Regions from separate parts of the Homo sapiens genome. Here region 2 is linked to region 1. A link is a loop called in an ENCODE intact Hi-C map of the cell type or tissue named here. Cell type or tissue: psoas muscle. All regions are shown on one strand. Links, peaks and the distances in the headings refer to the core of each region. The heading gives the core; the rest is flanking DNA.

Region 1 (14,953 bases), core at 3,099-11,098:
GACTTCTAATTTGGTAAATCCAAACTCAGGTTCCATTTGGTGAGATGCATTTACACATCACAAAACATTTTCACAGATATCTTGTTTCTAGTTTTTATCATGGCATATTCGGTTTTATATTGTAGGCCTCAATAGACTCAGAAATATTTTTTCACAGATTCTACAGAAAAAGTGTTTACTAACTGTTGAATTAAAACAAAGGTTCAACACTGTGAGATGGATCTGCACATGGCAAAACATTTTTACAGTTAGCTTGTTTCTAATTTTTAATGAGGAATATTCAGTTTTTCACTGTAGGCCTCAAAGGACTCAGAAATATCCCTTCGTGAATTCTACAAAAAAAGGGTTTCCAATCTGGTGAATAAAAATAACAGTGTGACTTGGTGAGGTAAATGCACACATCAAAAAGTATTTTTGCAGATAGCTTGTTCCCACTTTTCATCACAGGATATTTGGATTTTCCTGTAGGCCTCATTGCGCTCAGAAATGTCCCTTTATAGAGTGTACAATAAAAGTGTTTCCAGCCTGATGAATCAAAACACAGGTTCCATTCAGTGACATGAATCTACACATCAGAAAGTATTTTCACCAATAATTTGTTTCTAGTTTTCATTGCAAAATATTCTGTTTTTCAGTACTGGCATCAATGGTCTCAAAAATGTCCCTTCATTGATCCTACAAAAAAAGTGTTTCCAATCTGGTGAATCAAAACCATGGTTTAACTCTTTTAGATAAATCCATGCATCACAAAGCATTTTTACAAATAGCTTGTTTCTCTTTTTTATTGTGTGATATTCAGTTTTTTACTCTTGGCCTCAATCTTCTTAGAAATTCTCCTTTGTGTTTTCTATAAAAAACTGGTTCCAATGTCGTTATTCAAAACACAGGAGCCAATCTGTGAGATGAATGCTCACATCATGAAACATTTTCACAGAGAGAGTTTCTTCCTAGTTTTCCATATGGAGTATTAAGATTTTCACTCTTGTCCTTAGTGGGCTCAGAAATGTCCCTTCCTATATTCTACAAAAAAAAGTGTAGCCAACATGTTGAATCAAAAAAGAGCTTAAGCTCTGTGAGATGAATATGCACACCACAAAGCATATTCAGAGGTAGTATATTTTTAGTTTTTGCCATGGGTATTCAGGTTTTCACTATAGGCCTTCATGGGTTCAGAAATGTCCCTTCATAGATTCTACAAGAAGAGTGTTTCCAACCTAGTGAATCCAAAAGTGGCTTAAATCTGTGAGAATAATATATATATGGAAAAGCATTTTCACAGACAGCTTGTTTCTAGTTTTTATCATGGGATATTCAGTTTTTCTGTATAGGCCTCAATGGGTTCAGAAATATTTCCTCATGGATTCTATAGGAAGAATGTTTCCAAACTGTTGAATTAAAAGAAAGGTTTAAGTCTGTGAGATTAATTGATGCATCAGAATTCATTTTCACAGATAGCTTGTTTCCACTTTTTATCATAAGAAATTCAGTTTTTCAATATTGGCCTCAATTGGCTCAGAAATATTTTCTCTTACATTCCACAGGAAGCATGTTTCCAACCTGATGAATAAAAATACAAGTTCCATTCCTTGAAATAAATCCACACTTCAGAAAGCATTTTCACAGAGGGCTTGTTTCTAGTGTTTATCACAAGACATTCAGTTTTTCACTATAGGCCAAAATGGGCTCAGAAATGTTTCTTCATAGAGTCTACAAAAAGAGTGCTTCTAATCTGTTGAATTAAAACACCGGTTCCATTCGGTGTGATGAACTTGCACATCACAAAGCAGTTTGGCAGATATCTTGTTTCTAGTTTTTATTGCAGGACATTTGGGTTTTTTAATAGGCTTCAATGTGCTTAGAAATGTCCCTTTGTAGATTCTACAAAAAGAGTGTTTCAAGCCTGGTGAATCAAAACATGAGTTCCATTCGGTGAGATGAATGCACATCAGAAAGTATTTTCCCAGATACCTTGTTTTTAGTTTTCATCGTGGTTCCAACTGGTTGAATCAAGAAAGAGGTTTAACTCTGTGAGATTAATCCACACGTCACCAAGCATTTTCACAGATAGCTTGTTTAGAGATTGTGTAGCAGAATATTTGATTTTTTTCCTATAGTCCTCAATGCGGTAAGAAATTGTCCCTTTGTAGATTCTACAAAAAGAGTGTTTCCAACCAGATAAGTCAAAACACAGGTTTTATTCATTGAGATGAATCCACACGTCTGAAAGCATATTCACAGATATTTTGTTTCTAGTTTTTATCACAAAATATTTTGTTTTTTACTATAGGCATTTATGACCTCAATAATGTCCCTTCATGGGTTCTACAAAAAGTGTTTCTAACTTGTTGAATCAAAACGAAGGTTTAACTCTGTGAAATGAATCTACACACAAATCCTTTTCACAGATAGCTTGTTTCTAGTTTATATCATGGGATATTTGGTTTTTCACTATAGCCCTCCACGGGCTCAGGATTGTCCCTTAGTAGAATCCACAAAAAAGTGTTTCCAACTTTTTGAATCAAAAAAAGGTTTGACTCTGTGAGATGATTTCACACATCGTAAAGCATTTTCACAGGTAGCTTATTTCTAGTTTTTATCGCAGGTATTCTGTTTTTCACTATGGGCCTCAATGGGCTCAGAAATATTCCTTCATAGATTCTACAAAAAGAGCATTTCCAACCAGGTGAATCAAAACAATGGTTTAAGTCTTTTAGATGAATCCACATATCCCAAATAATTTTCACTAATAGCTCATTACTGGTTTTTAATCATGAAATATTCATATTCATTTTTTCACTATAGGCCTGAATTTGCTCAGAAATTTTTTTTTGTGGATTTGATTGCAAAGTGTTTCCAACCTCATGAATCAAAACACAAAATCCTATGGGCCTCAATGAGCTCAGAAATGTCCCTTTGTAGATTCTACAAAAAGAGTGTTTCCAACCAGGTGAATCAAAACAATGGTTTAAGACTTTTAGATGAATCCATACATGGCAAAGCATTTTTACAGATAGCTTGTTTCTAGTTTTTATCAGGGGATATTCAGTTTTTTACTAAAGGACTCAATGGGTTCAGAAATGTGCCTTCATAGATCCTACAAGAACAGTATTTCCAATCTGGTGAATTAAAACACACGTTCCCCTCCGTGAGTTGAATCTACGTATCTCAAATCATATTCACTGATAACTTGTCTCTAGTTTTTATCACAGGAGATTTTATTTTTTACTGTAGGCCTCCATGACCTGAGTAATGACCCCTCATAGAGTCTACAGAAGAGTCTTTCCCACCTGTGAATCAAAACGAAGGTTTAACTCTAATTCACACATGGCAAAGCATTTTCACAGATTGCTTGTTTCTAGTTATTAGCACAAGAAATTTTGTTTTTCACTATTGGCCTCCATGCACTCAGAAATGTTTTTTCATAGATTCTTCAAAAAGAGTGTTAACCTTTTAAATTAAAAAAAAAAGTTTTGTCTCTGTGAGATTATTCCACACATCACAAAGCATTTTCACAGTTAGCTTTTTTAACCATAGGCCTCAAAGAACCCAGAAATGTTGCCCAGGTGTCTCTATCATTAGACTGCCTGGGGCCAACCAGGGAGGGGTCTCTCCCATTAGAATGTCTGGGGTTGCACAGGTGTTTCTATCATTAGATTGTCTAGGGTTGCCCAGGAGTCTCTCCAATTAGAATGCATGTGTTTGGCTGGGTGTCTCTCACATTAGCATGCCTGGGGTTTGCTGAGAGTCTCTCTCATTAGAATGCCTGTGGTTGAGTGGAGCCTCTTTCATTAAAATGCCTGAGGTCAGATGGAAGTCTCACTTATTAGAGTGTTTGAGATCACCTGGGTGTCTCTATTATAATGCCTGTGGTTGCCTTGGAGTCTTTCCGATTAAAATGCCTGGGGTCGCCCTGGTGTCTCTACCATTAGACAGCCTGGGTTCAACCAGGAACCTCTCTCATTAGAATGCCTGGTGTCACCAAGATGTCTTTATCATTAGACTGCCTGGGTTCAGCCAGTAGTCTCTCCCTTTAGAATGCCTGGGTTCCGCAATGAGTTTCTTCCATTAAAATGCCTGTAGTTGATAGGTGTCCCGATTATTAGACGGCCTGAATTCGGCCAGGAGTCTCTTCCATTAAAATGTCTGGGGTCACCCAGGTGTCTCCAGAATTAGACTACTTGTGCTTGGCCAGAAATCTCTCCCATTAGAATGCATAGTGTTGCCCTGGTGTCTCTATCAGTAGACTGCCAGGGGTTGGCCAGTTGTCTCTTTAATTAGAACGTCTGATGTTGCCCAGGTGACTCTATTATTAGACTGCCTGTGGTCAGCTGGGAGTCTCTCCCATTAGTACACCTGGGATCTCCCGAGTGTCTCTGTCATTAGACTGCCTGGGTTCAGTGGTTGTCTCTTTCATTAGAATGCCAGGGGTTGCCCAGTTTTCTCTATTATCAGAATACCTGTGATCAGCCAGAAGTCTCTCCCATTAAAACGTCTGAGTTCGCCCAGGTGTCTCTATTATTAGAATGCCTGGAGTCAGCCAGGTGCCTATTCCATTAGAATGCTTGGTGTTGCCCATGGGTTTGTATCTTTAGAAAACCTGGGTTCAGCCAAGTGTTTGCCCCATAAGAATGACTGCAGTTGGCTGGATATGGTGACTCATGCCTGTAATCCCAGCACTTTTGGAGACCAAGCCAGGAGGATCCCGAGGTCAAGAGATGGAGACCATCCTGGCCAACATGGTGAAACCCCATCTCTACTAAAAATACAAAAATTACCTGGGTGTTGTGGTGCATGCCTGTAGTCCCAGCTACTAGGGAGGCTGAGGTAAGAGAATCACTTGAACCTGGGAGGCAGAGGTTGCAATGAGCTGAGATCATGCCACTGCACTCCAGCCTGGTGACAGAGCCAGAATCAAAAAAACGAAAAGACAAAGAAAAAAACAAAACAATGGCTGCAATCACATAGGTGTCACTATCATTAGACTTCCTGGAGACAGTCAAGAGTATCTCCCATTAGAATGCCTGGGGTCAGCAGGGATTGTCTCCTATTAGAATGCCTGTGGTTGCCCAGGTGCCTCTATCATTAGACTGCCTGGGGTCGGCTGGGGCACTCTCTTGTAATAATGTGTGGGGTCGTGCAGTTGTCTCTATCATTAAAATGCCTGGGTCCCCCAGTTGTCTCTATCATTAGAATGCCTGCTGTCTGCCAGGAGTCTCATTCATTAGAATGCCTGGGATCACCCAGGTTTTTCCTTTATTAGACAGAATTGGCCAGGAGTTTCTCCAATTAAAATGTCTGGCATTGCCCATATGTCTCTATCATTATACTACCTGGGGTCATCCAGGATTCTCTGCCATTAGAATGTCTGCGTTTGGCCAGGAGTCTCTCACATTAGAATGCCTTTGGTTGCCCTGGTGTCTCTATCATTAGAATGTCTTTGGAGGGACAGGAGTCTCTGCCATTAGAATGCCTGTGGTTGTTCAGATGACTCTAACTTTAGACAGCCTGCCGTTGGCCAGGAGTCTCTCCCATTAGAATGCCTAGGCTGGATCCAAGTCTTTCCCATTTGAATGTGGGGTTGCCCTGATATTTTTATTATTAGACTGCCTGGTGTCAACCGGGAGTCTCTCCCATCAGAATCCCTAAGGTCTCCCAGATGTCCTTATTATTAGAATGCCTGGAAGTGACAAAAAGTCTCACACATTAGAATGCCTGAAGTCGCCCAGGTGTCTGTATTATAAGACTGCATGAGGTTGACGCAGAGTCTCTCCCATTAGAATGCTTGGGGTGGCCCAGGTGTCTCTATCATTAGTATACCTGGGGTCAGCCAGGAGTCTTTCCCATGAGAATGTCTGGGGTTGCCTAGATGTCGTTATCATAAGACTACAGTGCCTGTGGTTGTTGAGGTGTCTCTATTATTAGAAAGCCTGGCATCAGCCGGGAGTCTCTCCCTGTAGAATGCCTGAGGTTACTCAGGTGTCTCTATTATTAGACTGTCTGGGGTTAGCCAGGAGTCTCTCCCATCAGAATGCCTAGGTCACCCAGATGTCTCTATCATAAGACTCCCTGAGGTCAGCCAAGAGTCTCTTCCATTATAATGCCTGTGGTTGCCCAAGTGTCTCCATCTTTATACTACCTGCAATCAGCTGGGAGTCTCTCCAGTTAAAATGTGTGGGGTCTCCCAGGGTATCCATCATTAGAATGCCTGGGGCTGGCCAGAAGTCTCTCCCATTAAAATGCCTGGGGTCCACCAGGTGTCTCTATTATTTGACTGCCTGTGGTCGGCCCAGAGTCCTCCATGTGCAAAGCCTGGGATCACCCAGGTGTTTCTATCATTACATTACCTGGATTTGGTTGCCAGTCTCTCCCATTAGAATGCTTGTGGTCACCCAGGTGCCTCTAACATTAGACTGCCTGGTGTTGGCTAAGAGTCTGTTCCATTAAAATGCCTTATGTTGCCCATGTGTCTCTATAATTAGATGGCCTGAAAGCAGTGGGAGTCTCTCCCATTAGAATGTCTGGGGTCGCCTAGGAGTCTTTTTCATTAGACTGCCTGGGGTCAACTAGGAGTGTCTCTCATCAAAATGCCTGGGGTGGCCCTGATGTCTCTATAGAGTGCATTTTGTCGGCGAGGAGTCTCTGCCATTAAAATGCCTGTGGTCGGTCAGGTGACTCTAACCTGAGAGTTCCTGCGGTTCACCAAAAGTCTCTATTATTAGAATGCCTGGGGTGGATCAGCAGTCTCGTCCATTAGAACGAGGGGTTGCCCTGGTGTCTCTATTATTAGACTGCCTGGCATCTGACAGGAGTCTCTCTCACTAGAATGCCTGGGGCCGCCTAGGGCTCTCTATAATTAGGCTGCCTGGAGTCGGCAGAAAGTCTCTCTTAGTAGAATGTCTGGAGTAGGCCTAGAGTCTCTCCCATTAGAATGCCTGTGGTCGCTCAGGTGTCTCTATCATTTGAATGCCTAGGGTAGACTGGGATTTTGTCACATTAGAATGCCTACAGTCGCTCAGCTGTCTCTATCATTAGACTGCCTGCAGTCTGCCAGAATTCTCTTGTATTATAAAGCCTGAGGTCACTGAAGTTTGTCTATCATTAGACTGCCTGGTGCAGGCCATGAATCTCTCCCATTAGAATGCCTGGGGTTGCCCTGTTGCCTCTAACCTTGGACTGCCTGGGGTCGGCCATGAGTCTCTCCCATTAAAATTCCTGGAGTCTATTGGAGTTTCTTCCATTAGAATGCCTGGGGTTGCCAAGGTGTCTCTATGATTACACTTTCTGGGATTTGCCTGGTATCTCTCCACTTAGAATGTTTGAGGTCACCCAGGTGTCTCTATAATTATACTGCCTAGAGTCAGCCAAGGGTCTCTCCCAAGAGAATGCCTGGGGTCGCCCGGTAGTCTCTTTCATTAGAATGGCTGTGATCACCAAGGTGCCTTTATTTTTTACAATGCCTGGGGTTGGCCACGAATCTCCCCAATTAGAATGCCTGAGTTTGGCTGAGAGTCTCCCCTATTAGGATGCATCACGTTGCCCAGATGTCTCTATAATTTTATTGCCTGGGGTTGGCCAGGAGTATCTCCCATTAGAATGCCTGGGATCGCCCAGTTGTCTTTATCATTAGACTGACTGAGGTTGGCCGAAAGTCACTCCTGTTAAAATGGCTGGATTCGCCCAGGTGTCTCTATCATTTGACTGCCTGGTGTTGGCCAGGAGCCTCTCCCACTAGAATGCCTTGGGTCACTTAGGTGTTTCTATAATTAGAATGCCATTGGTCTGGCAGAAGTCTCTGCCATTAGAATGCCTGTGGTCGCCCAGGAGAACCTAACCTTTGACTGCCTACATAAACCAGGAGTCTCTTCAATCAAAATGTGTGGGGTAGGTCTGGAGTCTCTTCCATTAGAATGCAGGGACACCCTTGTGTCTCTATCATTGGATTGCCTGTGGTTGGGCGGGAGTCTCTCCCATTAGAATGCCTGGGGTCACCCAGGTGTGTCTATCATTAGACAGCCTTGGGTTGGCAAGAAGTCTCTCTCATTACAATGTCTGGGGTCGCCCCAGTATCTCTATCATTAGACTGCGTGGGGTCAGCAGGGTGTCTCCCCCATTAGAATGCCTGATGTCACCAAGGTGTCTCTATCATTAGACTGCCTGGGGTCAGATGAAGGCTTCACTAGAATGCCTGGGGTTTGGCTGGGAGTATCTCCCATTAGAATGCCTGCTGTCACCCAGGTGTTTCTATGATTAGAATGCCTGGAATCGGTGGGGAGTCTCTTTTATTAGAATGCCTGGGGTCACCTAGGTGTCTCTATCATTAAGCTGCCTGCAGTCGGCAGGCAGTCTCTTTTGTTGGAACACCTGGAATCGCCCTGTTGTCTCCATCATTAGACTGTCTGGGGTTGGCCAGGAGTCTCTCCCATTGGAATGTTTCAGGTCAGCCAGGAGTCTTTTTCATTAGAATGCCTAGGGTGGCCCAGTTGTCTCTATCATTAGACTGCCTGGATTCGGCCGTGAGTCTCTCTCATTAGAATGCCTGGCATCACCCAGGTGCCTCTATCATTAGACTGCCTGCGTTTGGCCAGGATTTGCTCCCGTTAGAATGCCCGGGATATCAAAATTGTCTCTTTCATTAGACTGCCTTGGGTTGGCTGGGAGTTCCTCCCATTAAAATTCCCGGGGTCGCCAAAGTGTCTTTATCATTAGGCTGCCTGGCGTAAGCCAGGAGTCTCTCCCATGAGAATACCTGGTGTCGCCGGGTGTCTCTACCCTTAGACTGCCTGAATTCGGACACTTGTTTCTATCCTTAGACTGCCTGGGGTCTGCAAGGAGTCTCTCCCCTTAGAATGCCTGGGTTCGCCCATGTGTCTCTATAATTAGAATGCCTGGTTCCTGTGGGAGTCTCTCCCATTAGAATGCCTTGGGCCGCCCAGGTGCCTTTATCAGTAGACTGTGTGGGGTTGACCAGGTGTCTCTCCCATTAGATTTCCTAAGGCTGTTCAGTTTTCTCTAACATTAGACATCCTGGAGTCCACCAGGGGTCTCTGCCATTAGAATGCCAGTGGTCGCCCAGGAGACTTTATCCTTTGACTGCCTGTGGTCGGCCAGGGGGTGTCTCTGATTAGAGTGCCTGCTGTGGGTCAGGAATCTCTTATTAGTATGTTCTTTCACCCAGTTGCCTCTGCCATTAGACTGCCTGGGGTCAGTCAGCAGTCTCTCCCATTAGAATGCCTGCAGTTGTCCATAAGTCTCTATCAGTAGAATGTCTGGGGTCAGCCGTGAGTCTCTCCCATTACAATGCTTGTGGTCACCCAGGTACCTCTATCATTAGACTGCCTGTGATCAGCCAGGAGTCTCTCCAATTAAAATGCATGGGGTCTCCTAGGATCTCCATTATTAGAATGCCTGAGGTCGCCCAGGTATTTCTATCATTAGAATACCTCATGTCTGCCAGGAGTCTTTCTGATTAGAATTCCTCGGGTGGCTCAGGTATCTTTCTCATTAAAATGCCTGGGGTCAGCCAAATGTCTCTCACATTAGAATGCCTGGGGTCGATAACGTGTATCTATCATTAGAATGTCTGGGGTCGGCTGGGAGTCTTGCCCAGTAAAAAGCCTGGGGTCACCCAGGTGTTTCTATTATTAGACTGCCTGGGTTCAGCTGCAAGTCTCTCCCATTAAAATGCTTGGGGTCGCTCAGGTGTCTCTTCATTAGACTGCCTGGTGTTGACCAGAAATCTGTATCATTAAAATGTCTCAGGTCGTCCATGTGTCTTTATAATTAGACTGACAGAAGTTGGCAAGAGTTCCTCCCGTTAGAATGCCTGGCATCACCAAGGATTCTCTATTATTAGACTTCCTGGGGTAGGCCAGGACTGTCTCCTAATAGAATGCCTGAGGTTACCCAGGTGTCTTTATAATTAGAGTGCATTTCATCAGCAAGGACTCTCTGCCATTATAATACCTGTGTTTACCCAGGTGACTCTCACTTGAGAGTGCCTGGAGTTGGCCAAAAGTCTGTCTCATTAGAATGCCTAGGGTGGGTCAGTAGTCTCTTTCATTAGAATGTGGGGTCGCCCAGGTATCTCTATCATTAAACTGCCTGGGGTTGGCTGGGAATCTCTTCCATTAGAATGCCTGGGGTCACCCAGGTGTCTCTATAATTAGACTGCCTGGGGTCAGCCAGGAGTCTCTCCCAAAAGAGTGCCTTGGGTCAGCCGAGAGTCTCTCATATTAGAATGCCTGGGTTTGCCAAGATGTCTCTATTATTAGAATGCCTGGGTTTGGCCAGAATTCTCTCCTATTAAGATACCTGGGGTCACCCAGGTGCCTCTATCATCATTAGACTGCCAGGAGTCAGCCAAAAGTCTGTCTTATTAGAGTGCTTGGGGTCACCCAAGTGCCTCTATAATTAGACGACATGGTGTCAGCTAGGTGCCTTTCCCATTAAAATGCCTGGTGTTGCCCGACTGTCTCTATTTTTTGACTGCCTGGGGTAGGCTGGGAGTCTCCACAGTAGAAAGCCTGTGGTTGACAGGGAGTCTTCTTAGAATGCCTGAGTTCCTGTAGGTGTCTTTATCATTAGACTGCCTTGGGTCAGCCGAAATTATCTCCAATTAAAACGCCTGGGTTCGCCCAGGCGTCTCTATAATTAGACTGCCTGGGATCATCCAGGAGTCTCTAAGAGAATGCCTGGAGCGGCCCAGGTGTCTCTATCTTTAAAGTGCCTGGTGTCAGCCAGGAGTGTCTCTCATGAGATTGCCTAGTGTCCATTGGAAGTTTCTCTTATCAAAATGCCTTATGTCGTCCAGGTGTCTCTATCATTAGAATGCCTATGGTTGGCATGGAGTCTCTCCCCTTAAAATGTCTGTGGTTGGCCAGGTTTCTCTATTATTAGTCTGGCTAAAACCGGCCATGTGTATCTTACATTAGCATGCCTGGGTCACCCAGATGTCGCTATTTTTAGACTCCCTCGGTTCAGCTGGGAATGTCTCCCAATACAATGCCTGCAGTCGCCCAGGTTTCTCTATAATTAGAATGACTTTGGTCAGCCAAGAGTCTCTACCATTAGAATGTCTGTGGTCCCCCGGGTGACTCTAACCTTAGACTGCCTGCAGTCAGCCAGGGTCTCTTCCATTAGAATGCCCAAAGTGGGTCAGGAGTCTCTCCTATTAGAATGCGGGGTTGCCCTGGTGTCCCTATCATTAGACTTTATGGAATCGGCTGGAAAGTCTCTCTCTTTAGAATTCCTGGGTTCATCCAGGTGTCTCTATCATTAGATGGCCTGGCATCAGCCGGGAATCTCTCCTATTAGAATGTCTGAAGTTGCCCAAGTATCTATTTTTAGACTGCCTGTGTTCAGCCAGGAGTCTTTCCCATTAAAATGTCTGGAGTCGCCCAGGTGTCTCTATCATTAGACTGTCCGGGTTTGGCCACCAGTCTCTCCCATTAGAATGCTTGGGATCACCCATGTGTCTCTATTATTGAACTATCTGGTGTCAGCTGGAATTCTTTCCATTAAAATGCCTTGGGTCTCCCATGTGTCTCTATAATTAAACTGGCAGAAGTCAGTGGGAGTTTCTCCCGTTAGAATGCCTGGGGTCGCCCAGGAGTCTCTATTATTAGACTGCCTGAGGTAGGCCAGGACTGTCTCCCAGTAGAATGCCTGGGGTCACCCAGGTGTCTTTATAATTAGAGTGTATTTGGTCATCGAGGAGTCTCTGCCAGTAGAATGCTTGTTTGCCCAGGTGACTCTAACCTGAGAGTGCCTGCAGTAGGCAAAAGTTATCTCTCATTAGAATGCTGGGGTGGATCAGGAGTCTCTTCCATTAGAATGTGGGGTTGCCCAAGTGTCTCTATCATTAAACCACCTGGGGTTGGCCAGGAGTCTTTCCCATTAGAATGCCTGGGGTCACCCAGTTGTCTCTATAATTAGACTGCCTGGGATCAGGCAGGATTCTCTCCTGAGAGGATGCCTTGTGTCTGCCGGGAATCTCTCATATTAGAATGTATGGATTCGCCAAAATGTATCTATTGTTAGAATGCCTGGAGTCGTCTGGGATTCTATCCTATTAAGACGTCTGGGTCGCCCAGGTGTCTCTATCATTAGACTGCCATGGTTCAGCTGAGAGTCTCTCTTATTAGAATGTCTGGGGCAACCCAAGAGTCTCTAAAATTAGCCTGCCTGTTGTCGGCCAGATGTCTTTCCCATTAAAATGCCTGGTGTTACCTGAGTGTCTCTATTTTTAGACTGCCTGGGGTCAGCTGGGTCTCTCCCATTAGAATGCCTGGGGTCAACAAGGTGTCTTCATCATTAGACTGCCGGGGGCAAGCTGGGAGTCTCCTTTATTAAAATGCCTGAGTTGCCCAGATGTCTCTACAATTAAACTGCTCAATTTTGTCCCTGGGTGCTCGAGACTGGAGAATGGCGATGACTTTTACCAAGCATACTTCCTGCAAACACATTTTTAACAAAGCACATCCTGCACAGCCCTAAATCCATTAAACCTTGAGTCAACACAGCACATGTTTCTGTGAGCACATGGTTGGGGCTAGGGTTACAGATTAACAGCATCTCAAGAAAGAAGAATTTTTCTTAGTACAGAACAAAATGGAGTTTCTTACGCCTTCTTCTTTCTACATAGACACAGTAACAGTCTGATCTCTCTTTCTTTCCCCCACAGTGTCTTCCATTAGAATGCCTAAAGTCACGCAACTGTCTCTATCCTTAGACTGCCTGGGTTCAGTCAGGAGTCTCTCACATTAAAATGCTTCCCTTTAGAATGCTCAAAATTGGCCAGGAGAATCTCCCATTAAAATGCCTGGAGTCACCCTGGTGTCTCTATCATTAGAATGCCTGGGTTCAGCCAGGAATCTCTCCCATTAGAATTCCTGGGGTCACCCATGTGTCTCTATAATTAGACTGCCTGGGTAGGCAAGGAGTCTCTCCTGTTAGAATGCCTTGGGTCAGCCTAAAGTCTCTTTCATTAGAATGACTGTGATCGTTCAGGTGTCTCTATAATTTGACCACCTGTGGTTGGTCAGGGACTTTCCCTATTAAAATGCCTGAAGTCAACTAGGTGTCTCCATTATTAGACAGCCCGAGGTCGGCCAGGAATCTCTCCCATTAGAATGCCTGAAGTCAGCCAGGAGGTTTTGTTTGTTTTTATTTTTGCTTTTATGGAGTCTCACTGTCTTCAGTCTGGAATGCAATGGCATGATCTCGGCTCACTGCAAACTCCACCTCCAGGGTTCACTCTCCCGAGTAGCTGGGACTACAGGCACAGGCCACCACACCCAGCTAATTTTTGTATTTCTAGTAGAGACAGGTTTTCACCATGTTGGCCAGGATGGTATCAATCTCTTGCACTCGTGATCCACCCCTCTCAGCCTCCAAAAGTGCTGAGATTACAGGCATGGGCCACTGCGCCCAGCCAGGAGTCTGTTTGTTTAGATTGCCTTGGGTTGCCCAGTTGTCTCTGTCACTAGCCTGCTGGTCTCGGCCGAGAGTCTCTCCCATTATAGAGACGTTAATGTGTCTCTATAATTAGACTGCCTTGGGCCCGCTTGGTGTCTCTCACATTAGAATGCCTCGGGTCTCCCAGGTGTCTCTGTCATTAGCCTCCCTGGGGTCGGTGAGGAATCTCTCATATTAGAATGCTTGGGCTCCCAAAGGTGTCTCTGTAAGACTACTGTCAGCCAGGAGTCTCTCCCATTAGAATGCCTGGGGTCACTTGGGATTCTCTCCCATTAAATTACCTGTGGTGGCTCAGGTGTCTCTATCATTAGAATGCCTCGGGTTGGCTGGAAGTCTCTACCATTTTAAGGCCTGGGGTCGCCAAGGTGTCTCCATCATTAGAATACCTGGAGTCGATAAGGAGTCTCTCCCATTAGAATGCCTAGAGTGTGCCAGGAGTCTCTCCCATTAAAATGCCTGAGGTCGCCCAGGTGTCTCTATCATTAGACTGCCTGGGGTCAACCAGGAGTCTCTCCCATTAGAATGCCTGTGGTCCATCAGGTGTCGCTATCATTAGAGTGCCTTTGTTCAGCAGGAAGTCTCTCTCCTTAGAATTCCTGGGGTTGTAATCCAAGCACTTTGGGAGGCCGAGGGCAGTGGATCACCTGACGTCAGGAGATCAAGAGCAGCCTGGCTAACATGGTGAAACCCTGTCTCTACTAAAAATACAAAAATTAGTTGGATGCAGTGGCACACATCATTAATCCCAGCTACTTGGGGGGCTGAGGCAAAAGAATCACTTGAACCCAGAAAATGGAAGTTGCAGTGAGTTGAGATTGTGTCACTCTATTTTAGCTTCTGTGACAAAATGAGACTCTGTCTCAAAAAAAAAAAATGCCTGAGGTCGGCCTGGAGTCTCTCCAATAATGATGCCTGGGGTCGCCCAGGTGTCTCTATCACAATAAAGCCTGGGGTCGACCGGGAGTCTCTCGTGTTAGAATGTCTGGAGTTGCGGAGGTGTCTCTATCATTACAATGCCTGGGCTCAGCCAGGAGTCTCTCCCATTAGAATGCCTGAAGTCACCCAAGTGTCTCTATCCTTAGACTGCCTGAGGTGGGCCAAAGGTCTCTCCCATTAGAATGCCTGGATTGGCCTGGAGTATTTTCACAGATAGATTGTTTCTAGTTTTTCTTGAGGAATATTCAGTTTCTCACAATAGACCTCAATGTGCTCAGAAATGTCCCTTCACAGATTCTACAAAGCAGTGCTTTTAGCCCATTGAATCAAAACACAGGTTCCATTCGGTGAGATGAATCCACACATTACAAAGCATTTTCACGTGTAGCTTGTTTCTAATTTTCATCGTGGGAAATTTGGTTTTTCACTAAAGGCTGCAATGGGCTCAGAAATGTCTTTTCATAGGTTCTACAAAAAGAGTGTTTACAATGTGTTGAATGAAAACATAGGTTTAACTCTATGAGATGAATCCACACATCAC
Region 2 (14,953 bases), core at 3,244-11,243, 73 kb after region 1:
AATGCCTGGGGTGTCCCAGGAGTCTGTATAATTAGACTGACTGGGGTCAGGAAGGAGTCTCTCCCATTAAAATGCCTGGGGTAGACCAAGTGTCTCTATCATTAGACTGCCTAGGTACTGCCAGGAGTATCTCACATTAGAATGCCTGGATTGGACCAGGAGTCTATCCCTAGACTGCCTGAAGTCGAATAATAGTCTCTCACCTTAGAATGACTGAGGTAGCCAGAAGTCTCTCCAATTAGAATGGCTGGGTTCGCCCAGGTATATTTATCATTAGACTGCCTGGATCTTCCTGGAGTCTCTCTCATTAGAATGCCTGGTGTCAGTCAAGAGTCTCTCCCATTTGAATACCTGGGGTCACACAGATGTCTCTATCATTACAATGCCTGGGGTCACCCAGGTGTCTCTATAATTACAATACCTCGGGACGATCGGTAGTCTCTCTTATTAGAATGCCTTCGGTCACCAGGTGTCTCTATCATAATACTGCCTGGGGTCACACAGGAGTATCTCTTATTAGAATGCCTGGGGTTGCCCAGGTGTTTCTATCATTAGACTGCCTGGAGTCAGCTAGAAATCTTCCCCATTAGAGTGCTTGGGGTCACCCATGTGTCTCTACCCATAGACTGCTTGGGTCAGCCAAGAGTCTCTCCCAGGTTTCTCTCTCATTAGACTGCCTGGTGTCAGACAGGAGTCTCTCTCAATCGAATGCCTGGTGTCAACGGAAAGTTTCTCCCATTAGAGTGCCTGGGTTCTCACAGGTGTCTCTATCATTGCAATGCCTGGGTTGCCCATGTGTCCCTATCATTAGAAAGCCTCATGTCTGCCAAGAGTCTCCCGCATTAGAATGCCTGCAATCGCCCAGGTGTCTCTATTATTAGATTTCCTAGGGCTGGCCAGGAATCTATCCCATTAGAATGCCTGGGGTCCCTTAGGTGTCTCTATGCATAGATTGCCTGGTGTAGGCCACGAGTCACTTCCATTAGAATGCCTTGGGCCGGCTAAGTCTCTCCTACTAGAATGCCTCAGGTCACCCAGTGGTCATTTTAATTAGACTGCCTGGGGTCGTCCAAGAGTCGTTATTATTAGAGTGTGTGTGGTCACCCAGAGGTCCCTATCAATGGACTCCCTGGGTTCAGCCAGGAGTCTCTCCCATTAGCATGCCTGGGGCCACCCACCTTTCACTTCAATTAGACTGCCTGTGGTTGGCCAAAAGTCTCTCACATTAGAATGCCTGGGGCCACCCAGGGTTTTCTATCATTAGACTGCATGTGGTCAGCCAAAAGTTTCTCCCATTAAAATTCCTGAGGTCCCCCAAGTGTCTCTATTATTAGACTGCCTGGGTTCGGCTGGGAGTCTCATATTAGAATGCCTACAGTCACCCAAATTTCCCTATCCTTAGACTGCCTGAAGCCAGACAAGAGTTTCTCCCATTAGAATCGCTGGAGCTTGCCAGGAGTCTCTCACATTAGAATGTCTGGGGTCACTCAGGTGTCTCTATCATTAAAATGATTGGGGTGGCCCACTTGTCCCCATCATTAGATTGTCAGGGTTTGGCCAGGAGTCTGATTAAAATGCCTTGGGTCGCCTGGGAGTCTCTTTTATTAGAAAGCGTGGGGTCGCTTAGGTGTCTCTTATTTAGACTGCCTGGGGTTTCCCAGGTGTCTCTATCATTAGACTGCCTGGGGTTGCACAGGTATCCCTATCACTAGAATGCCTGCGGTGGTCTGAGAGTCTTTCCCATAAGAACACCTGGGGTCACCCAAGTGTCTCTTTCATCACACTGACTGGTGTTGTCTGGGAGTATCTTTCATTAGTGTCTCTAACATTAGATTGCCTGGGGTCGTTGGGGAGTCTCCTCCATTAGAATGACTTGGGTGGCCCAAGTACCTCTATTTTTAGACTGCCTGGGGTGGGCTGAGAGTCTCTCCTATTAGAATGCTTGTGGTCGCCCAGGAGTCTGTATAATTGAGCTTCCTGGGTTCGACCAGGGCTCTCTCCCATTAGAATGCCTGGGGTCGCCCAGGAGTCTCTATCCTTAGACTTTCAGATGTCAGATGAAAGTCTCTTTCATTAGAATGCCTGGGGTCGCCAAAGTGTCTCTATAATTAGACTGTCTGGGTTCGGCCAGGTATGTATTTCATTAGAATGCCTGGGGTCGCTTAGGTGGTCTGTATGCATAGACTGCTTGGAGTCAAACAGGAGTCACTCCCAATAGAATGCTTTCGGTCAGCCGAAAGACTCTCCTATTAGAATGCCTGGTGGCACCCAGGGGTCTTTAATTATACTGCCTGAGGTCGTCCAGGCGTCTTTCTCATTACAATGCCTAGGGTCACCCAGATGCCTCTATCATTAGACTGTCTGTGGTCATCCAGGAGTCTCTTTCACTGAAATGCCTGCGGTTGCCTATTTGTCTCTATCATTAGACTGCCTGGGGTCAGCCTAGCAATAAATGAAAGTTTAAGCTATACTAAACCCAGGGTTGGTTAATTTCATGCCAGCCACTGCGGCCATTAGTCTCTCCCATTAGAATGCCTGGGGTCACCCAAGTTTCTCTATAATTAGACTGTGTGAGGTCAGCCAGGAATCTCTCCCATTAGAATGCCTCCAGTCACCCAGGTGTCTCTATCAACAGACTGCTTGGGTCAGCCAGGAGTGTCTCCCATTAGAATGCCTTGGGTCAGCTAGGATTCTCTCTTATTTGAATGCCTGGGGTCGCCCAGGTGTCTTTTTAATAAAACTGCATGCAGTTGGCCAGGAGTCTCTCCCATTAGAATGCCAGGAGTTGCCCATTTGTCACTTTAATTAGACTGCGTTTAGTCGGCCAGGAGTCTCTCCTATTAAAATGCCTGTGGTAGTCCAGGTATGTCTATCATTAGACTGCCTGTGCTTAGCCAGGAATCTCTCCATTAGAATGTCTGAGGTTAGCCCTGAGTCTGTAACATTAGAATACCTGTGGTTGCCCAGGTGTCTCTATCATTGAAATGCTTGGGGTTGCCCACTTGTCTCTATCATTAGAATGCCTGGGGTGGGCCAGAAATCTCTCTCATTAGAATGCCTGTTGTCACCCAAGTCTCTATCCATAGACTGCTTGGGTTGGCCAGGAGTCTCTCCCATTAAAATGTCTGGGTCTCCCAGTTTCTCTATCATTAGACTGTCTAGGGATGACTGGAAGTCTCTCCCATTAGAATACCTGGGTTGCCCACGTGTCTCTATTGTTAGACTGCCTGGCATCAGACAGGAGTCTCTCATTAGAATGTCTGATGTCAACCAAAATTCTCTCCCATTAGAATGCCTGGGGTCTCACTGGTGCCTAAATAATTACAATGCCTGGGGTCTCCCAGGTTTCTCTATCATTAGAATGCCTCGGGTTGGCAGAGAGTCTCTTGCATTAGAATGCCTGCAATCGCCCAGTTGTCTCTATCCATAGACTGCCTGGGGTCAACCGTAAGACTCTCCCATTATAATGCCTGGAATCGCCCAGGTGTCCCTATGCATAGACCGTCTGGGGTCGGCCAGGAATCTCTCTTATTAGAATGCCTGAGGTCGCCCAGGTGTCTCTATCAATAAACTGCCAGAAGTCTCCCCCATTAGAATGTCTGAGATTGGGTAGGAGTCTCTCTTATTTTAATGCCTGGGGTCACCCAGGTGTCTATTTAATTAGACTGACTGGGGTCGGCCAGGGGTCTCTCCCATTAGAATGCCTGGGATCACCCAGGTATCTCTATCATTAGACTGCCTATGCTTAGCCAGTTGTCTCTCCATTAGAATGCCAGAGGTTGGCCAGGAGCCTCTCACATTAGAATTCCTATGGTCACTCAGGTGTCTTTATCCTGAAAATGATTGGAGCCACCCACTTGTCTCTATCATTTGAATGCCAAGGTTTGGCCTCGAGTCTCTCCTATTAGAATGCCTGGGGCTGCCTAGGTGAGTCTGTCATTATACTGTCTGGGGTTGTTTGGGAGTCTCTTCCATTAAAATGCCTGGTGTCACCCAGGTGTCTCTATCTTTAGGATGCCTGTGGTCGGCTGGGGGTCTCTCTCATTAGAATGCCTGGTGTCAGCCAAGAATAACTCCCATCTGAGTGCCTGGGGTCCACAGGAGTCTCTATCATTGAAATGCCTGGGGTCACCCAGGTGTCTCTGTCATTACAATACCTTGGGACGACCAGTAGTAGTCTCTTCCATTAAAATGCATGGGGTCACCAACTTGTCACTTTAATTAGACTGCATGGGGTTGGCAAGCAGTCGCTCCCATTAGAATGCCTGCGGTCACCGGTCACCAAGGTGTCTCTATCATTAGACTGCCTTGGGTTGGTTGGGAGTCTCTCCCATTATAATGCCTGGTGTTGCCCAGGTGTCTCTATCATTAGACTGCCTGGGGTTAGATAATATTCTCTTCATTAGAATGCTTGGGTTTGCCCAACTGTCTTTAATATTTGACCACCTGGGGTCGGCCAAAAGTCTCCCTTATTAGAATGCCTGGTGTCAGCTGGGAGTCTTTCTCATTTGAGTGCCTGGGGTCGCACAGGTGTTTCTATCATTAAAATGCCTCAGGTCGCCCAGGTGTCTCTATTATTAAAATGCCTCGGGATGACTGAGAGTCTCTCCCATTAGAATGCCTGTGGTTGCCCAGGTGTCTCAATCATAAGACTGCCTGAGGTCAGATGGGAGTCTCTCCCATTAGAATGCCTGGGGTCACTTAGGTGTCTCTATCATTAGACTGCCTGAGTTCGGCCAGGAGGCTTTTCCATTAGAATATCTGGGATCCGCCGGCAATCTTTCCCATTAGAATGTCTGGGTTTTGCCAAAAGTTTATCCCATTAGATTGTCTGGAATCACCCAGGTGTCTATATCACCAGACTACCTGGTCGACTGGAAGTTTCTCACATTAGAATGCCTTGGGTCGCCCAGGTGTCTCTATCATTAGACTGCCTGGGGTCAGCTGGGAGTGTCTCCCATTAGAATGGCTGAGGTCTCCCATGTGTCTCTATAATTAGACAGCCTGCCTGGGGTCAGCCATGAGTCTCAAAAAAAAAAAAAAAACCCATGGCTACCCCAGGTTTCTTTATCCTTAGACTGCCTAGATTCAGCCAGGAGTCTCTTTCATTAGAATGTCTGTTGTTGCCCAGATGTCTCTACTCTTAGACTGCCTAGGTTCCATCAGGGGTATCTCCCATTAGAATGTCTTGGGTCAGCCAGGGTCTCTCCCTTTAAAATGCCTGGGGTTCATCAGGGGTCCCTCCCAATAGAATGTGTTGGGTAACCTGGGAGTTTCTCCTTTTAAAATGCGTGGAGTCCCCCAGGTGTCTCTATCATTAGAATGCCTGGGCTCAACCACGGGTGTTTCCAATAAGAATGCCTGTGGCCTCCCAGTGTCTCCATCATTAGATTGCCTGCAGTCAGCCAGGGTTCTCTCCCATTAGAATGCCTGGGGTTGCCCATGTGTCTCAATAATTAGACTGCTTGCAATCAGCAAGAAGTCTCTCCCAAGAGAATGCCTGGGGTTGAGTTGGAGTCTCTCCCAATAGGAAGGCTGTGTTCTCCCAGGTGTCACTATTATTAGAATGCCTGGGGTCAGCTAGAAGACTCTCACATTAGAATGTCTGGTCTCACCGAGGTGTCTCTATCATTAGACGGCCTCTGGTTGGCTGGTAGTTTCTCCTATTAGAATGCCTGGGATCATCTGGATGTCTTTACCATTAGACTGCCTGGGGTTGGCCAGGAGTCTCTCCCATTTGAATGCCTGGGGTCGGCTGGGAGTCTCTCCCATTAGAATACCTGGGGTTGTCCAGGTGTCTCTATCATTAGACTGCCGGGGTTGGCCTGGAGTCTTTCCCATTAGAATGCCTGGAGTCGCCCAAGTTTCTCTGAGACTGCCTGGGGTTGGCCAGGAGTCTCTCCCACTAGAATGTTCAGCCAGGAGTCTCTTTCATTAGAATGCCTGGGGTTGCCCAGGTGCCTCTATCATTAGACTGCCTGGATTCAGCCAGGAGTCTCTCCCATTAGAATGCCTGCTGTCACTCGTGTGGCTCTATTATTAGACTGCTGGGGTTGGCCTGGAATCTCTCCCATTTGAATGCCTGGGGTTGCCAAGATGTCTCTATCCATAGACTGCTTGGGTCGGCAAGGAGTCTCTCCCGTTAGAATGCCTTTAGTCGGCTGGGAGTCTCTCCCATTAGAATGTTTAGTTAAGCCCATGTTTCACTTTATTAGACTGCCTGGGGTCACCCAGGAGTCTCTCCCATTAGAATGCCTGGGTTGCCCAGGTTTCTCTATCATTAGACTGCCTGTGGTCAGCCAGGAGTCTCTCCATTAGAATGCCTGGGGTTGGCCAGGAGTCTCTCACATTAGAATGCCTGTGGTCGCCCAGTTGTCTCTATCATTAAAATGCTTGGGTTTGCCCAGTTGTTTCTACCAACAGAATGCCAGGGTTTGTCCCAGAGCCTCTCCCATTAGTGTAGGGGTTCAGTCAAGATGCTGGGGAAAACTATAAAACACAAACATTCTTGGAAGGCCAGGGGGTTTTGTATAGCTTCAAATACTTTGTCTGAAGGTGGCCTAATCCTCTTTGAACTATAGCAAGGGTAATTAATATAGGAACATAGAGTAGTTAACCTAAATAGCTTGTTTACTTATGTGGTCCTAAAACTAACCTCTGATCATCCACTGGTGCATGATTGCTCTCTACTCGGGGGTTCAGCAACAATAATTACCTTCTAGTGGTGTTTACCTGAGACTTCTGTCATTAAATGTGTGCTAAATAAATGCCGGGAGGGCCAACAAGTCAGAGCCGTGGCTGACAGGACTCTTCTTGGAGTCTGTAAGTGGCCTGGATGCTCAGCAGGACTGACAAGCATAAGATCTGTGTCAGTGTACATTATTCATCCGTCGTTGAGTCAGGGTCTGCAGGACAAACCCCCGCAGGTGGTGACCCCGACATGATCAAGGCAGTGAAGGAAGCGCGATGGACACCCTGAAAACGAAGGTGAAAAAGGAACCTTGTCATCAGCGAGCAATCAGTAAGTCATTGGTGCCCACTCAGGATCTCCAAGTTCAGGGGAGATTGTTCAGGCTGAGGTTTCATCATGAGACAACAGTTATCAGCTCAACAGAAACAGTACATAAAAGTGTTGAAACAGCTGCTTAAGGCTAGTGGAGCCTCAGTTTTGCAGGCTCAATTAAATGACCTAATGCAAACTGTTATAAGCCAAAGCCTATGGTTCCCAGAAAAAGGCACGCTAGACATAAAGCTCTCGGAACAAGTGGGGAGAAATCTTAAACAGCATTATGCACAAGGGCAATGAGTCCCAGTAACACCTCTAGCGCTATGGGCTGTAATTAGGCTGGACCAGGCTCCATTATACACAGAAGAGCCTAAAAAGGGGAAGGAGGAACCGTAACCTGCGTTACCACCTCCTTTTCCTTCAGCCCGGATATATCACCGGGCCAGAATAACAAAAAGGAAACGGGGTTTTTCCTGAGCCACCTCCTCCAAGAGATAGGAAAAAGGACAGGAGACACGCTACACCTATGAGACCCTGTCTAATCAAGCGGCATTAGAAGGGGAGCTTTTAGCCTGCCTGGTAATGCAAGGTCAGCAAGGCAATCAGGTACCTAAAGGGTTAAGAAAAAGCATTAGAGGCCAGAGTGCTGCGGTCAAGCATGCAGTAAATAGAAAGCAAACACTGCCAGCAAATGCTCCCCAAAACTTGGCCTGCGTAGCAGCTGTGTTGACGAAAAGCCAGGTCCAGTGCACCAGAGCGGCCTGCTACTGAGGGGCAGAAGGTGTGCGCGGGAAGGCTCACCCAACCTGCAGCAGCCACCCGGTGGCGGGAGGAGGGAGCGGCACACGCAGAAAGAAGCGGTGCAGACAAGAAGCGGCAGGGCCTGAGCAAGCACATCGCAGCCGCTGCCCCCGGACCTGCCCGCTCAGCTCTACAGCTCCGCAGGCGGCCCACGACAAAATTTCATGTGTTTATTGTATACAGAGACGTCCCAAATTATAATTCTCTGCTAAGATTTAAGTAAAATTTAAGAATTTAAAAGACCTCTTTCTGATAATAGCCACTGTTATCTCTTGCTTGCCCCTAGCGTGACTCTCTCCACATCTAATTAAAATAAAACTGTAACCTCTGAATGAGAGAAATTACAGAGGGCCCATGAATTAGTTGGAGAGCAATTGAAAGCTGGGCATGTTGAATTATCTAGCAGCCCTTAGAATTCACCCATTTTCATCATTCCCCAAAAGTCTGGGAAATGGTAACTTTTTCATGACCTACGTGCTATTAATGCCAATTTGCAACCTGTGGGACCCCTTCAGCAGGGGCTCCTTTCGCCCAGGGCAATTCCTCAAGATTGCCTATAATTGTTATTGACATAAGACATTCTTTTATATGATTCCCCTAGCAGGACAGAGAAAAAATTGCGTTTACAATACCAGCTATCAATAACGAAAAGTCAGCTTGTTGATTTCATTGGAAAATCCTTCCTCAAGGAATGCTAAACAGTCCCACCACGTGTCAGTATCATGTAAATCAAGCTTTGCTCCCAAGTAGAAAAGAATTTCCTGATTGCACAAATATTCATTTTGTGGATGATATTCTACTAGAAGCTCCAAAGGAGCCAATATTTTAAATTTATATTCCTCTGTCATAAAGAATACACAGCTAAGAGGTCTAATCATTGCACCTGGGAAAGTACAGATTTCTTCTCCTTGGAAATATGTTGGGTACATACTAACTGCCTGGTGAGTAAAACCTCAGAAGTTTAAATTAAATACCAGCAACTTACATACCTTAAATGATTATCAAAAATTACTGAGAGATATTAAATGGCTTCAACCCACTTCGGGAATTCCTACTGATAAGCTATACAACCTGTTTTCTATCTTAAAGGGCAATCCAGCCCTGGATTCTCCCAGATATTTAACCCCTGCAGCAGAAAGGGAAATCGAGGAAATAGAGCAAGCCACCTCTCAGAGGCAGCTAAATCGCATTGATTCACCTTATTCAATTAAATTGTTTATCTTTCCCACCAAACACTCCCCTACAGGGTTAATAGGGCAAATAGCCCCCAGGCCACACTTCCTAGAATGGGTTTTTTGCTCACATACCGGGACTAAAACGCTATCTCCCTATATTCAGTTCATTACTAAAGTCATCTATTCAGGCTGCAAACGATGCAATCAGCTGCTAGGTTATGATCCTGATATCATCAGGATTCCTTTAAGTAAAAAGCAATTTGAAGCAGTATTGCGCTTATCAATATATCTGCAAATAGCTTTCTCTGATTACACAGGACAAATAGAGCATGAACTTCCTGCTAATAAACTTCTTCATTTCTTATCTCATATGCCAGTAATCTTGCCCACAAAAATAGTTTACTCCCCCATACCTAATGCTTTAACACTATTTACTGATGGTTCCTGTAAACATGGAAAAGTGACAGTCTGGTGGAGACCACATCATTCAGTCACTCAATCTGGGCTTACTAGCACTCAGAGAGCTGAAATGGGGCCCTGATACTGGTCTTGGAAACTTTTTCCACTCAGCCTATCAATATAGTGAGTGACTCAGCTTACTTTGTTTATTTATTGCAGAACCTTAAAACAGCCTTAATTAAATCCAATCTTGAGCCCATCCTGTGTGCTCTTTTTCTTCAACTTCAGCAATTACTAGATCTAAGTACACATCCTATTTTTATCACATGCATTGGAGCCCACAGCTCTCTTCCTGGCCCATTGACTTATGAAAATGAACAAGTTGGCCAGGCGTGGTGAATCACGCCTGTAATCCCAGCACTTTGGGAGGCCGAAGCAGGCGGATCACGAGGTCAGGAGATCGAGACCATGGTGAAACCCCATCTCTACTAAGAAAAAAATAATAATAATAATACAAAAAAAATTAGCTGGGCACGGTGGCGGATGCCTGTAGTCCCAGCTACTCGGGAGGCTGAGGCAGGAGAATGGCATGAACCCGGGAGGTGGGGCTTGCAGTGAGCTGGGATAGTGCCACTGCACTCCAGCGTGGGTGACAGAGCAAGACTCTGTCTCAAAAAAAAAAAAAAAAGAAAAAGAAAATTAACAAGTTGATCCAGAAGTCATGACATCACTGCTTGACCAAGCCACCAAATCGCATCAATTTTTCCACCAAAATTGGAGAAATTTATCTAAACAATTTCAACTTACCCAGAGACTGGCTAAACAAATTATCCTGCAATGCCTGGATTGTCAGCTCACAAGCACATCCCCTCCTTCCACAGGTATTAACTTTTGAGGACTAGAACCCCAACACTCACTTAATTAGTGCACATGCTCTGCCTGGAAAGTCAACTCGATATGTCATTAAACATATTTTAACTTTTGCATTTATGGGACTGCCCACCAAAATTAAAACTGATAATGGTCCAGCTTATGCCAGCTCACAATTTCAACAATTTTGTCACACATGGAATATCCAATATTCCACACGCATCCCATATATGGACAAGCCATAGTAGAACGTGCCCACTCCATCATTAAAAATATGCTCAAAAAACAGAAAAGAGGGAGTATGGGTAAAGTTCTTGTAATGTTATTGGCACAAGTCTTATTTACTCTTAAGTTTTAAAATTTAGATGACAAAGTTCAATCAGCTGCAGAAAAGCACTTTGCAATAACCTCAGAAGACATAAAACCTGCAGTTTTATGGGAAGATGTAAACAGAAACGAATGGTATGGTCCAAATGAATTGTTAACGTGGGGAAGAGGGTATGCTTGTTTTTCCACACCCTCAGGTCCTCTTTGGATTCCAGCACAATGCATTAAACCATACCATGGTGTGGCTAGGACACAACCCAGTACCAGAAATGGAGAAAATTGCCTGGCTTAGCTTCTGAGATCAGACAGAAACATATTGGCTAAAGTTAAAAAAGGTATCGTCCAGTTTTTTTGTAAACCAGACTTCAAAATAAAGCACAACAGGTTTTTCTTAAAGCACTAACCTGCTCTTTAACAAAGATTATAAAAGGTCTCTTAGCACAGGCACCACCCCTAGAATTTCCAGTACACTAGCACGAGCCTGGAGACTACGTCCTCATCAAATGATGGAAAGAAGAAAAAACCCGAGCCAGTCTAAAAAAGACCCTACAGGACCTGCAGCCCCAGACGATGCAGCTTCCATGGATGATGCAGGCCCCAGACATTATGCTGAAGAGGCATAAGGCTAAGCCAAATAATTTATTCCTTTTTAATTCTCTCACTCTGCCTGCAACCAGTACTTGCTACACTCTATTAAGCTCATCTCTGAAATCCACCCTTTTTTATGCCCTGTTACTTAACAAACACCCCCTTCAGAGCTTCTAACAGTGAGACTGCTTGGCTAAAAGAAATTAACATTCTCCCGGTGGGGTTCCTCATTGATGGCATAGAGTGAACTGAGATGCCAAGTAACACTATGGGTCACTCTTTGACTGGAAAATAATGTTGCTAATTATAATCATGATTACATTATGTGATTTGCTAATTCTAGGATGCAAAGCCGGAATAAAAGCAATGGCTGCCATGCCTTACAAACCTGTTGCTGCATACATCTGCATTCTCCAATCAAAAAGACCTAATGCAGAAAACAGAAAAGGGGGAGATGCAGGGTTTCAGTCAGGATAGGTGGGAAAATTATAAAACATAAACCTTCTTGGAAGGCCAGGGGGGTTTGCATAGCTTCAGATAGCTTTGCTGAAGATGGCCTAATCCTCTTTGAACTATAGCAAGGGTAACTAACATAGGAATGTAGAGTAGTTTATCTAAATAGCTTGTTTACTCATATGGTTCTAAAACTAACCTCTGACCATCCGCGGGTGCATGATTGCTCTCTACTCTGTGGCTCAGCAACAGTAATTACCTTCTAGTGGTGTTTACTTGGGACTTCTGTCATTGAATGTGTGCTAAATAAATGCTGGGAGGGCCAATGAGTCGGGGCTGTGGCTGACAGGACTCTCCTTGGAGTCCGTAAATGGCCCAGACATTTGGCAGGACTGACAAGCATAAGATCTGTGTCAGTGTATGTTATTTATTCGTTGTTGAGTCAGGGTCTGCAGGACAGACCCCAGCATATTAGAATGCCTGGGGTCACCCAAGTTTCTTTATCATTAGACTGCCTGGGTTCGGGCAGGAGTCTTTTATTAAAATGCCTCAGTTGGCCAGGTGTCTCTATCATTAGACTGCCTGGGGTAGCACAGGTGTCTCTATCATTAGGATGCCTGGGGTTGTCCAGGAGTCTTTCCTATTAGAATGCCTGGGGTTGCCCAGGTGTCTCTATCATCACACTGCCTAGGGTTGGCCACAAGTCTCTTCTATTAGAATGCCTAAGGTCGCCCAGGAGTCTATATAATTAGACTCCCTGGCGTTGGCCAGAAGTCTCTCTCATTAGAATGCCTGAGATCACCCAGATGTCTCTATCCTTAGACTGCCTGGACTTGGCCAGGAGTCTTTCTTAATAAAATGCCTGGAGTCATCCAGGAGTATTTATCCTTAGACTGCATGGGGTCAGAGAAAAGTCTCTCTCGCTAGATTCACTGGAGTTTGCCGGGAGTCCCTCCTATTATAATGCCTGTTGTTGCTCCCAGCTGTTTTTAACATTTGACCACGTGGGGTAGGCCAGGAGTCTCTCTCATTAGAATTCCTAGTGTCAGCTGGGAGTCTCTCCCATTTGAGTGTCTGGGGTCGCCCAGGTGTCCCTTTCATTACAATGCCTCAGGGGGACCAGGAGTCTCTCCCATTAGAATGCATGTGGTCGCCCAGGTGTCTCTATTATAAGACTGCCTGGGGTCGGATGAGAGACTCTCCCATTAGAATGCCAGGGGTTGCTTAGGTGTCCCTATTATTAGACTGTCTGGTGTTGGCTGGGAGTCTCTCATATTAGAATGCCTGGGATTACCCAGGAGTCTCTACCCTTAAAGTAATGGAAATTGATGAGGGGTATCTCATTAGAATGCCTGGGATCAGCGAGAAGTCTCTCCCATTAGAATACCTGAAGTCACCCAGGTTTTTTATAATTAGACTTCCAGGGGTCAGCCAGGAATCTCACCCATTACTATGCCTGGGGTCCCCCAGGTGTCTCTATGCATGCTTGTTTCAGCCAGAAGTCTCTCCCAGTACAATGCCTTTGGTCGGCTGAAAGTCTCTCCTATTAGAATGCCTTTGGTCTCCCAGATGTCTCTTTAATTAGGCAGCCTTTGGTCAGCCAGGAGACTTTCCCATTAGGATGCCTGCAGTCTCCCAGGTATCACTGTCATTAGAATGCTAGGGGTTGGCCAGGAGTCTCTCCCATTAGTATGTCTTGGGTCACTCAGCTGTCTCTCTCATTAGACTGTCTGTGGTCAGCCAGGAATCTCTATTAGAATGCCTTGGGTCACCCAGGTGTATTTATCAATAGACTGCCTGGGGTTGGACCGGAGTCTCTCCCATTGAAATGCCTGAGGTCAGAGGGGAATATCTTCCTTTAGAATGCCTGTGTTTGCCCAGTAGTCTCTATCAATAGACTGCCTGTGGTCAGCCGGGTGTCTCTCCCATTAGAATTCCTGCAGTCACCCAGGTGTCTCTGTCATTACACTCCCCGGGGTCAGCCGGAAATCTCTCCCATTAGAATGCCTGGGGTCACCCAGGTGTCTCTATAGTTAGACTGCCTGGCATCGGCCAAAATTCTCTCTCACTAAAATGCCTGTGGACACCCAGTTGTCTCTATCCCTAGACTGCTTTCTTCAGCCAGGAGTCTCTTACATTTGAATGCCTGTGGTCGACTGGGAGTCTCTGCTGTTAGAATGCCTGGGGTCTCCCAGCTGTCTCTCATTAGACTGCCTGGGGTCAGCCAGGATTCTCTCCATTAGAATGCCTGCTGTTGTGAAGTGTCTCTATCACTAGATTGCCTGGAATCGCCCAGGTGTCTCTATCATTAGAATGCCTAGAGTCAGCCAGCAGTCTCTTTCATTAGAATTCCTGGGTTGGCCAGGAGTCTCTCACATTAGAAGGCCTGGGGTCACTAAGGTGTCTCTATCATTAAAATGCTTGGGGTCACCCACTTTTCTCTATCATTAGAATGGCTGGGCTAGGCCAGGAGTCTCTCCCATTAGAATGCCTGGCATTGCCCAGGTGTCTTTATCATTTGACTGCCTCGGTTGGACCAGGTTTATCTATCATTGGAATCCTTGGGTTCATCCAGGAGTCTCTCCCATGAGAATGCCTGGGGTCAGCCGGGACTCTCTACTACTAGAATGCCTGAGGTCGCCCATAAGTCTCTATCATTAAATGGCCTAGAGTCGACCAGGAATCTTTCTCATTAGAATGGCTGCAGTTGCCCTGGTGACTCTATCATTAGACTGACTGGGGTTGGCCAGGAATCTCTCCCATTAAAATGCCTGGGGTTGCCCAAGTGTCTTTATTGTTAGACTCCCTGTGATTGTCCCGGAGTCTCTGCCATTATAATGCCATGGGTTGGCCAGGTTTCTCTCCCATTAGAACACCTGGTGTTGCCCAGGTGTCTCTATCATTAGAATGCCTGGGCTCACCCTGGAGTCTCTTTCATTAGAATGTCTGGGATCAGCCGGCAGAATTTTTCAATAGAATGTCTGGGTTTTGCCAAAAGTCTCTCCCATTAGATTGTCTGGAATTGCACAGGTGTCTAGATCATAAGACTACCTGGGTCACCCAGAAGTCTCTCACATTAGAATGCCTTGGGTTCCCCATGTGTCTCTATCATTAGACTGCCTGGGGTCAGCCAGGAATCTCTCCCATCAGAATGCCTGGGGTCTCCCATGTGTCTATATAATTAGACAGCATGAGGTCAAGAAGGAGTCCCTCTCAAAAGAAATGCCTTGGGTCACCCAGGTTTCTTTCTCCCTAGACTGCCTGGATCCAGCCAGTAGTCTCTTTCATTAGAATGCCTGTTTTTACCCAGGTGTCTCTATTTTTAGACTCCATG

What was found. A loop is a pair of places that touch in the nucleus more often than their neighbours do. Peaks named below come from ENCODE experiments on the same cell type or tissue, not always from the same donor. Only the 100,000 strongest peaks of a DNase experiment are listed, where the experiment ranks them.
Region 2: it touches region 1 in a loop (2.1-fold over the local background); 8 of 110 quality-filtered maps call a loop at or near these places.

Annotation. Positions count from the first base shown.
Region 1 is chr19:27,666,113-27,681,065 of GRCh38, forward strand. No RefSeq gene overlaps it. Among named protein-coding and RNA genes, the nearest start is that of LINC02987, 120 kb to the right of the region's middle. In psoas muscle, for the core only: no CTCF peak of the experiment used is centred there; a DNase peak (open chromatin) is centred at 6,829; H3K27ac peaks cover 1,071 bases.
Region 2 is chr19:27,739,366-27,754,318 of GRCh38, forward strand. No RefSeq gene overlaps it. Among named protein-coding and RNA genes, the nearest start is that of LINC02987, 47 kb to the right of the region's middle. In psoas muscle, for the core only: a CTCF peak has its summit at 7,824; a DNase peak (open chromatin) is centred at 7,826; H3K4me3 peaks cover 499 bases.